Regions from separate parts of the Homo sapiens genome. Here region 2 is linked to region 1. A link is a loop called in an ENCODE intact Hi-C map of the cell type or tissue named here. Cell type or tissue: heart right ventricle. All regions are shown on one strand. Links, peaks and the distances in the headings refer to the core of each region. The heading gives the core; the rest is flanking DNA.

Region 1 (5,388 bases), core at 146-5,145:
CTGATTAGACAGTGCAGCTTTATAGCCCTTAAGTAAGAGGAAAATCAGAAGCTCATTGGAGTTGATTTAAACAAAATTCTCAAGGTTCGTTGGAGATAGGGAATCAATCATTCTTAAAATCAAGTGGGCTCAACAAACATAGAGTTGTAAACAAGATTACACATAAAAGGAAAAAATGAAATGGAGGTTTGTTCACTTTTTAATAGATTCAAAAGAAGAAATATAATCAATCTTAGACCATTAAATAAACAAATAAGAATGTTACTCTGTATAAGATATAAATTTTAAATTTGTACCTTCTCTGCAGGGAAAATTAAACATAGACAAACTGGATGAAATCTAAAATTGATTTATAATCTATTAAAAAGTATTGCTGTATGTCTAGTTGCAGAAGGATTCTTATTCTATGTATGTAATGCCTAAAAAATATGTTGCAAAGGAAAAAACTACGTATGTATATAAATAATCAAAATCCTGAGCTTTTGTCCTACTTAATGACAAATGACTCATGTGATTTATTCTTTCAGTTGACCTGCCTGGGGAATTAATTAAAGGAATAAATGGATGTTGAAATTGTGTCTGGCATTGCTAATTTGTTGATGACTTGCTCGTAACAATTTCTCTGAATTTCTGGTCAATGGGATTTGTTTTAAGTGATCAAATTTACAAATTCCAGTTTGGGCTGTTCATTTTGTTTTTAGTAGAATTTGCTGGTGATAGCTGGCCATTGGTGACTGAGGAACCTCAGCCATAAACTTGACCCTTTTTGGCTCATTTATCTGCCACATTATTTCTCTTGCCACTATACATTGTTTTTCAGAACATTCCTCCTTCTTCACACTAAGGGATTAACAGAGGACAGAATTCAGAGGGAATAGGTATATAAAACACTGTGACAGGAAAAATTAGCTGACAATCAGAAGTCTAAATTCAATCTGGTAATATAACTAACTAAGCAACTAATGCTTCAGTTTTCCTTTCTTCATATGTAAAAGTAGGCATTAGAAATCATGCTCTCTGAGATTCTTCTAGCTCTGTAATTTATTATTCTGAGTGTGTGAAGGAGAAAATAAACTATCATGTATTACAGAAGCAATATTTGTTACAACACAATGGCAGTACTTATTTTTTCTTTTTCACAGAAACTAGTGTATCAATTTCAAAACATCATAATTCCATTTCTATTTCTAGTTACAAAAAAGTAGAATATGAGCTGTAAAGTTTGATAGAAACTGTGGAGATCTTTAGATATATTATTATAATATTCACTCTATGTCTGTTCAAGATACCTCTTTATACCAAATGTCCACAAGGAACAGTTCCTTTCCTAGTGGAAATAGCAGCCAAAGTCATATAGGTAAGGCTTGAAAGTGTACAATGTTTTAAGTTGTCACAGGGCAAAAAAACAACAGCAACAACTATGTAATGGAATAATTATGGAGACTAAATATTATAAGCTGAAAATAAATAATTGTTTTCATTAGCTTAGATCACTGAGATACATTTATGTGTCAAGTACTGCCAAGGATGGGAAATTTTACTGTACTTGCAAGCTATCATGTTGGCTTGCCACAATTTTTGGTTGCTAACGGAAGACATGAGACTCCTAGGTCCAAAAAAAAGAACTTTATTACTCATTGTATTAGCTGATACCAGAGTATTATCATTTTAGGCCTATACGCCAATTCCCACAGGCAGATTAGAAAAGGGACAGATGGGCTGGGTGCCAGCGGCTCATGCCTGTAATCCCAGCACTTTGGGAGGCCGAGGTGGGCAGATCACAAGCTCAAGAGATCGAGACCATCCTGGCCAACATTGTGAAACCCCGTCTCTATTAAAAATACAAAAATTAGCTGGGCCTGGTGGCGTGCACCTGTAATCCCAGCTACTCGAGAGGCTGAGGCAGGAGAATTGCTTGAACCCAGGAGGCGGAGGTTGCAGTGAGCCGAGATGGTGCCACTGCACTCCAGCCTGGGCAACAGTGCAAGACTCTGTCTCAAAAAAAAAAAAAAAAAAAAAGAAAAAAAAAGAAATGGGATAGATGCTATCCATACATGTAGTGGGTTACGTTATTGGAGAGAAATTCTGAGCTTAGGAAACAGATCCTTTCTAATGGACAATAAGCATGACTGGCCTTTCCCCCATATATAGAATACATCAGATATATTTATACACAACAATAAACAAACATGTTTTTTCTCCAGAAGAAGACACCATCTTCATCTTTCAGGGTTGTTCCCTATACAAACATTTTTAGGAAGAGTTCAGAACAAAGGCTATAAGTTCCTCCACTAGCAAGATGTACAGAAATCTAAGAGAACTTCGGAGAATTATGCCCAACAATATGTTTAATCAAGTCTTTTTAAGAATGGCTAATCATCAAGGCCACATTAAAGCAAAATATGTATTATGCTGTATTAAAAATGTTTATATTTTAGATATTTATCATAATTGGAATTTGGGACAGTGTTGAGATAAAAAAATAAGACAGACCAGAATAGCATTTTAACTCAACAACTATTTACACAGAGTTCGCTAAGTTAAAGGCTATTATCTAAGTCTTCAACAACTTCCATTTTCCAAAGCCTATGTCTTTCTCTCACTCTATCACTCAGCAGCACTGACCAGTTGACTACCTCTCAATCATATAACACTTCCTTCTCTTGATTTCCAAGATGCTCCAGTATCCTGGCTTTTCTCTTACCTTATTGGTAGTTCCTCTTTAGGATGCTTTGCTAATCTTGATTCATAGGACAAAACTGTAAATTTTAGTATGTTCTCAGATGAAATTCTTCTCCATCTCCCTTTTTCTAGATGATCTCATCTAGTCCCACAAATTAAAATCTAATCCATATTATAATTACCCAAATTGTCTCTGGCTGAAAACCCTGTCCAGATCGCTGGCCAATTCTGTATTCATATTTCTCCTAGGATGTAATCGGAATGTCAAACTCAACATGTCCAAAACAGAATTATTGATTTTCTTCAGCCCAACAAAACCAGTTTCTCCTCAAGAACTTTCCATTTCAGTTAATGGTGCAAATATCAACTCAATTGCTCAGGCTCTAAACCCAAAACTTATATTTTATTTCTGTCTCTTTTCATATCCTTGACAAACAAACCATTGGTAGGTCATGTCAGCAATACCCCAAAATATAACTGGCATCTCCTTGCCATCTTTAATACAGTGTTTTTGTACTAGCTATGATGATTTTTTGCCTGTTCTGCTACATTTGTTTCTTAAATGTTTTTACTTTTGCCTCACTGTGGCTCATTCCTACATGGCAACCAAAGTGACTGTTTTTAAATGGCTTAACATTTTTTTCTGGCTTGGGCGGGCATGGTGGCTCATGCCTGTAATACCAGCCATTTGTGAGGCTGAAACAGGTGGATTGCTTGAGCCCAGGAGTTCAAGGCTGCAGTGAGCTATGATTTCAATACTGCACTTCAGTCTGGGTAACAGTGAGATTCTGTTTCAAAAAAAAAAAGATCTCCAGCTTAAAAATTTTCCAATGACTTCTAAGTTTCAACAGAATAAAACTCAGCGTCCTACAGTCGCTCACAAGACTGTGTAGATTGAGCTAGTACTTGCTTCTGGGTCCTTTTTTTTTTTTTTTTTTTTTTTTTTAATTCCACTTTCCCAAATATTCTCTGAACTTCATCCACACTGTCTTTTTTATTTCCTCAAGCACATCAGACTTTTCCCCATCTTGGATCCATTTCATTTGCTCTTCACTTTGCCTGGAATATTCTTCCCCCAGATTGCTGTATGGCTGTGTCTTTCTCATCAGTTAGATCTTGGTTCAATTTTATCTCAGAAAGATTTCTCAGATCTCCCACTCCTTCCAATTCAACCACTCACTGTAGCAAAGACTTTTCGTTGCTTATTCTACAGCCACTCTTTGATGATAGGACCTTGATATTATTCACATCCCCTAGAAGAACAAGATCTTCAAGGGAGACTGGACCCTTTCTAACCCCAAAGCAAGATGCTTGATAGTTTTTGTTTGTTGTTGTTGTTGTTGTTTTAGACTGAGTCTTGCTCTGTCACCAAGTTGGAGTACAGTGGCGTGATTTCAGCTCACCGCAACCCCCCGCTTCCCGGGTTCAAGCGATTCTCCTGCTTCTGCCTCCTGAGTAGCTGGGACTACAAACAAGTGCTACCATGACTGGCTAATTTTCCTATTTTTAGTAGAGATGGGGTTTCATCATGTTGGCCAGGCTGGTCTCCAACTCCCAACCTCAAGTGACTCGCCTGCTTCGGCCACCCAAAGTGCTGGGACTACAGTCATGAGCCACCCACGCCCGGCCAAGATACTTGATTATTTTAAGGCATTCATCATTGTCTCAGACTATTAACAATTGATTGGTTTAGGAATAAACATGTTATATAATACAGAGGATGTTTTGAGTGGGGGCCAGGGCATTGCACTTCTAGAAAAATGTATCTCACTGCTTAAAAAGAATGCTGCCTTTCCTATTACCAGGGTATCATTGTCTGAAAATGACCCGTGAGACTGCTATTTTGGAGTCCTCAGGATATGCGGGCAAAAAGGACTGGCCAACATGTTGGAAATGGCAAAGCATAAAGAATTCCTGTAAATGATGAAGTAAGTGAGTTCTTGAATTATTTACCCTGGAACTCTTCTAACCCCTAACTTTATGTTGTATGAGATAATCAATATCCTTATTGACTAAAATTTTTGTTATTTTTTTCTATAACTTGGGAAAGGAAGCATCCTTACTGCTCTATTCAATATCCCATTGTCTTATTTTTTCTTCTTAGCACCTTTCTCATTGAGGCCAGGGATCTTATCTGTCTTGTCTATCACTATATATACAGCACTCAGAATATAGCACTTGGGCCTAGTAGGAACTTAGTAGATATTTTTATTTATTTTTCTTTGGGATGGAGTTTCACTCTTGTCACCCAGGCTGGAGTACAGTGGCATGATCTCAGTTCACTGAAACCTCTGCCTCCTGGGTTCAAGCAATTTTTCTGCCTCAGCCTCCTGAGTAGTTGGTGTTATAGGTGCCCATGACCGTGCCCAGCTAATTTTTTTGTTTTGTTTTGTTTTGTTTTGTATTTTTTGTAGAGATGGTCTCGAACTCCTGACCTCTGGTGATCTGCCCGCCTCAGCCTCCGAAAGTGCTGGGATCACATGCATTAGCCACTGCACCTGGCCTGTAGATATTTTTAAATCAATGAATAAATGAGACAAAAATCAATGTTCAAAGCAGCCTACAGTGTATTTAAAAGAATTTAATTTTTTCACACATCCTTGCACAAGCAATAGGTAAAATAATCCTTTAAACTATGTTAATACACTTTTCTCTTTTATCTTTCTATGCTCTATAATCTTCTCCCAATACTATTTTCTTTATAGG
Region 2 (5,388 bases), core at 202-5,201, 55 kb after region 1:
GGTTAGGCCTTTTCTCAAGGATCCATGGAATAAAAGACGAAGTATGTTTAAGGAATATAAATGGATGAAACCACCAAAACATTTATTGCATCATGGGAAATTTTTGGAGACCAGAATTGTTGATTCCAAATTATCTGTAAGATCATTCTGTAGACTTCAGATAGTCCTGAAATAAGATTCTGTGTGTTTCTCTTTATCTTCCCTGACCATCCTCATTTGCAATGAGATGGTGAATTAAGGCGCATCTGTGGTCTGATGAGTTCTGAGCAAGCCCTGTATGGAGGTAAGCACCTTGAAAGGGATATAAGCATTCTTCATAGTGCAGGAGGCAATCATCAACTGTGATGAAATGTGGCTTTGTATTCATCTGCCTCTCTTTCCCTGCCCTTCTCCCATGATGTTTATTCTTTTTTGGAGTATCAGTGCCCAAACGCTCTTCCTTGATTGATCAAATTCAAATTCTTGTTTTTATGTATCACCCATGATTTGAGCCCTCTCCCCTCTAAAATTCAAAGGAACCCTTCTGTCTCAAACCATTGGATAAGCAGAATCTTCCTAGTGATGTCATTTTAAAGAGAGTTTATTAGCACAGATAAATCTCTGCTGTGTAGACCATTTAAATGCAGACTGTATTTTTTAAAAGGTAATTATTTCGTAGTTCTGTTCTGACTTGTGATTGCTACTGTCAAACACTGTTTCAGAAGAGGAGCTTCTGGGATATCTGCTTCTGAAAGTTTGCTTACCAATGTCTTGGCATAAAGTCATGGAGCAGGTTTTGAAAGAATGCTTCCTGAGGTTTTCCCCTTTCTAACATCAGAAACTGTCTCCTTAGAACATTAGATTCTGTTATAAAACAAAGTCATCATTTTAAATAGAGATCAGTGGTGCATAATAAAGTAGTTCTGATAAGCTGAGCATGGTCAGGAAAAAACTGCCCTGTATGTTGTATTTTGTAATAATAAAGCACAAGGGCTTTTTAATAAAATTGTAGATACCTGAATACCCGTGTGTTAGATTGAGGGATGGAACATTAGGATAAGAAGAATAAAGATGTTTTGAAGGATATGGACTTGAAGAAGTGTAAAAGATGGTTATGTGTTATCCATAAAGGACTAAATAATAACAACCAATGTTAGAGAAAGGTGTGGCCTTATTTTTTTTTTTTTCCTGCTCGCTATGATTTTTCTATTTTTTGTCATTCTGAATTGAAGGTCAAAAATTTGATCCACGTAAAACATAATACAAATTTATCACAGGCAAGTACTCTGCAAAGTTGTTGTTTATAAATAATGCGGCAAGGACTTCAAAACATTTAAAGCAATTATTCCTTTTAAAGTGTATCATAGAGAAGATTTTTAGCATTTTATAAGAGACAGAACTGGATTTCCACCTTATGTCTAGTTAAGTACATTTGTGAATACTTTTCTCATGCTTTTATCTGACAATGAGAGTGGTTCTGTTTCTGACCTTGGTAATGTGGTAGGTTAAAAGCAGTGCAAGTTTCATATTTAAGGGTGGAAAAAAAATCATGAGTTGGTAATGCATGAAAACTGGAAATTAAAAGATCTTTGGAATCCTCAATTAACATTACATGTAATTTAGTTTTGCATTTTGTAGATGCCAGGAAAATATCAGGAATGCTGGTCATTTATATTTCTGACCAGTCCTTCATCTCTCCTAAATTCAGACACAGCATGATGAATGTTAGACTATTTTATTTTAATTTTATAGAACTTGTTTGTACTTCATTGTGTAGTATTTGGTGACAATTCATAATTTTGACAAGGTAGGAGAATCGTATCAGAGAAACTTGACTGAACATAACTATTAATGTCTATTAAAATGCATCTATGGAACATAGTATTAACACACAATTAATGCAAAACCACTAATTTTTCTCACATAACCTAAGGCAGAATTTCTCAACCTCAGGACTATTGACATTTTGGATCAGACAGTTCTTTGAAGTGGAAGGGCGGGGGGCGCTGTCCTGTGCAATGTAGGATTTTAGCAGCGTCCTTGGCCTCTCTCTACATAGTAAATGCCAGTAAGCAATCCCTCCTCAAGTCATGACAATAAAAAATGTCACCAGATATCATCAGATGTCTCCTGAGGGGCAAAATCACCCGGGGTTGAAAACCACTGATCTAAGGTTTTACTTTAATGCAGATATCTAGTTGAATCTGCATAGTAAATTGACCCATGATACATGTTTCCGTGGCCAGTGGTGTCCAATTCTGGCTGATTCTCATAATCCTGATGTGGTGTTTGCATTTTGCTAAAGTTTTGTCACATCAGTGAGTTTTATTCATTAATTCCCAATAACGAATATGCTATTAAAACAGGTAAATTGGGTAGTTCAAATTATTTTCTAAATTAAGCTGTTAAATTTAGTGCTTGGTAAAGCAGGAAGTGTAATTATGTAATGTACAGTCAAATGTCCAGGGGTAAATTTCCCTTGTTCCTGGAGATCTGTGAATTTCCTGAAGGAAAATTTTGCAGTGAAACATGTCTTTAGCAGAAAGGTACTAGTGTCTGTTCTTTCCTGCTGGGTCTGGAGCGGAAATTAGGCTATCTATCCTGCCCATGTGCATAGTGCATAAAATGCTTTGTAGATATCAGGAAGGCTGGACAGTTGCCAGGGTGGCCTGTGGGCAAGCTGTAATTAACATGGACACACACTCTTGCTAAGGGTATTTGTTTCACCTGGGAAAGCTGCATAGTAAACTAATGAAGATTTTTTTTTCTTGGCTGAAAGTGCTTGGCTTTTTTCAGAGAGGTACAATTACAGAGACCCCAAAACAGTAAAATTACTTTGGGGACAGGCTCATGACAGTGTGACGCTTTACTTTTAGGCATGTAATGTTTAGTCTTTTTTTTTTTTTTTGAGATGGAGTCTTGCTCTGTCACCCTGGTTGGAGTGCAGTGGCGCGAGCTCGGCTCACTGCAAGCTCCGCCTCTCGGGTTCACGCCATTCTCCTGCCTCAGCCTCCCAAGTAGCTGGGACTACAGGTGCCCGCCACCGCGCCCAGCTAATTTTTTTTTTGTATTTTTAGTAGAGACGGGGTTTCACCGTGATCTCGATCTCCTGACCTCGTGATCCGCCTGCCTCGGCCTCCCAAAGTGCTGGGATTACAGGCGTGAGCCACCGTGCCCAGCCTAATGTTTAGTCTTATATGTGGCTCTGAAATTTTATAGGGCTGGCCTGAACTCTGATACACCAAAAACATCTTGGTGAGTATGAAAAGAATACCAGGTGTTTCTGTTGGTCTACTTTTTCTGTAAATGGATAATGCTTGTTGTCTTATAGGACAGTGCACTTACAAGAATGACACCACAAAGTGGTGTATTATAGAAACAGAAATCCCAGTGGTCACTGTCTACATTGGTGAGGAGGGAATGCTATTACATGAGGGAAAATGGAAGCCCAGAATCTCTGTTACTTTATTTATTTATTTATTTTTGCTTTATTCTATCAAAAAGTAATATCTTTTGCTTTATTCTATCAAAAAGTAGTATCTCTGCTTCTTTTTCTTCTTTCTACAAAGAAGAAATAATACAATATTTAACTTCTTTAGTTGATTGGCATTAATGAGGCTCTTAAATATTTCAGATGCATTCTACTCTTATTGTCTAATATGGTTTGGCTGTGTCCCCACCCAAATCTCATCTTGAATTGTAGTTCCCATAATCCCCATGTGTTGTGGTAGGGGGGACCAGGTGGAGATAATTGAATCAGGGGGCTGGTTTCTCCCATCCTATTCTAATGATACTCAGTTCGTTCTCATGAGATTTGATGGTTTTATAAGGAACTTCCTCCTTTGCTGGGCACTCATTTCTCTCTCCTGCTGCCATGTGAAGAAGGATGTGTTTGATTCCATTTCCACCATGATTGTAAGTTTTCTGAGGCCTCCTGGCCCTGTGGAACTGTGAGTTAATTAAACCTCTTTCCTTTATAAATTACCCAGTCCTGGGCAGTTCTTTATAGCAGCTTGAGAACAGTCTAATACATTGTCTTAGGAAAGACTAGAAAGACTCATGTTGATGTGGTTAGTGTCTCCTTTTAATATTGTCCTCTCCATAATACTTTTTTTGTATGTCATTTTATTTACAAAACGTAAATATGTTACATTCTCACTATATGCAAAATCTAATGCATTTTTCACACACTGATCTCCCCCTTTTTATAGGTACTCAATATTTATAAATGGGCAGAAGGATCTTTGCCTTTACCTTTCCTACTACAGACAAATTTGGTAAACGTGTATTCTATACCTACTATCATTTTATTTGAATTCGGCTCTTCCCCTTTGTTTACTGTCATGTTGGATGTGAGGGGCAAAATCACCCTGGGTTGAAAACCACTGATCTAAGGTTTTACTTTAATGCAGATATCTAGTTGAATCTGCATAGTAAATTGACCCATGATACATGTTTCCGTGGCCAGTGGTGTCCAATTCTGGCTGATTCTCATAATCCTGATGTGGTGTTTGCATTTTGCTAAAGTTTTGTCACATCAGTGAGTTTTATTCATTAATTCCTGATAACGAGTATGCTATTAAAACAGGTAAATTGGGTAGTTCAAATTATTTTCTAAATTAAGCTGTTAAATTTAGTGCTTGGTAAAGCAGGAAGTGTAATTATGTAATGTACAGTCAAATGTCCAGGGGTAAATTTCCCTTGTTCCTGGAGATCTGTGAATCCTCTGGTTTTTGCCTGTAGTCTAGCCTAATTGTTAATAGTGCCCTTTCACTCTCAAAACTGTTCAGGTCAGACAACAGATTTTGTGGTGGCCCTATGCTGAGGCTATCTCACTAATACATCTGCCATATGGTGTGATCTTTAGGAAATTTGGATTATATATTACTAATGTGTATATGTAACATGTAGTGAAACTATATATTTATCAACTTCTATACATATATGTAGATTGTAGATGTATTAACTTGAATAAACCACAATGACTGAGAAACACTTCTTGCCTCTTCATATGCTGGATCACTCTTTCCTTTACGTGCATTAAGAAATGGGATAATTACTATGTATTATATTCCACAATAGCAGTTTAAGAGTTTTAAACAGCTGTAAGTAGCCAAGTTATGCAAACCGTTAATATCAAGAACAATCCTAATTTAGGCATTACATATGAGACTGCTGTCGAGTACCCACATGGGTTGACTTGTGCTCCCCCAAAATTCCTGTGTTGAATTTCTAACCCCCAGTACTTCAGAATGTGACCTTATTTTGAAATTGGGTCTTTGCAGATGTAACTAGTTAGGATCAGATCATATTAGAGTAGGGTGGGCCCTTAATTCAATATGATGCATGTCCTTATAAAAAGGAAGAATTTGGACACAGACATGTACACAGGATCATTGCTATAAATAG

Evidence for each region. Peaks named below come from ENCODE experiments on the same cell type or tissue, not always from the same donor. Only the 100,000 strongest peaks of a DNase experiment are listed, where the experiment ranks them.
Region 2: it touches region 1 in a loop (4-fold over the local background); 1 of 110 quality-filtered maps calls a loop at or near these places.

The regions. Positions count from the first base shown.
Region 1 is chr7:82,472,017-82,477,404 of GRCh38, reverse strand. No RefSeq gene overlaps it. Among named protein-coding and RNA genes, the nearest start is that of CACNA2D1, 31 kb to the right of the region's middle. RefSeq lists an enhancer at 4,664-5,388. In heart right ventricle, for the core only: no CTCF peak of the experiment used is centred there; no DNase peak of the experiment used is centred there.
Region 2 is chr7:82,416,609-82,421,996 of GRCh38, reverse strand. The region is part of intron 1 of CACNA2D1 (calcium voltage-gated channel auxiliary subunit alpha2delta 1); the gene reads left to right. Among named protein-coding and RNA genes, the nearest start is that of CACNA2D1, 24 kb to the left of the region's middle. In heart right ventricle, for the core only: no CTCF peak of the experiment used is centred there; a DNase peak (open chromatin) is centred at 2,636.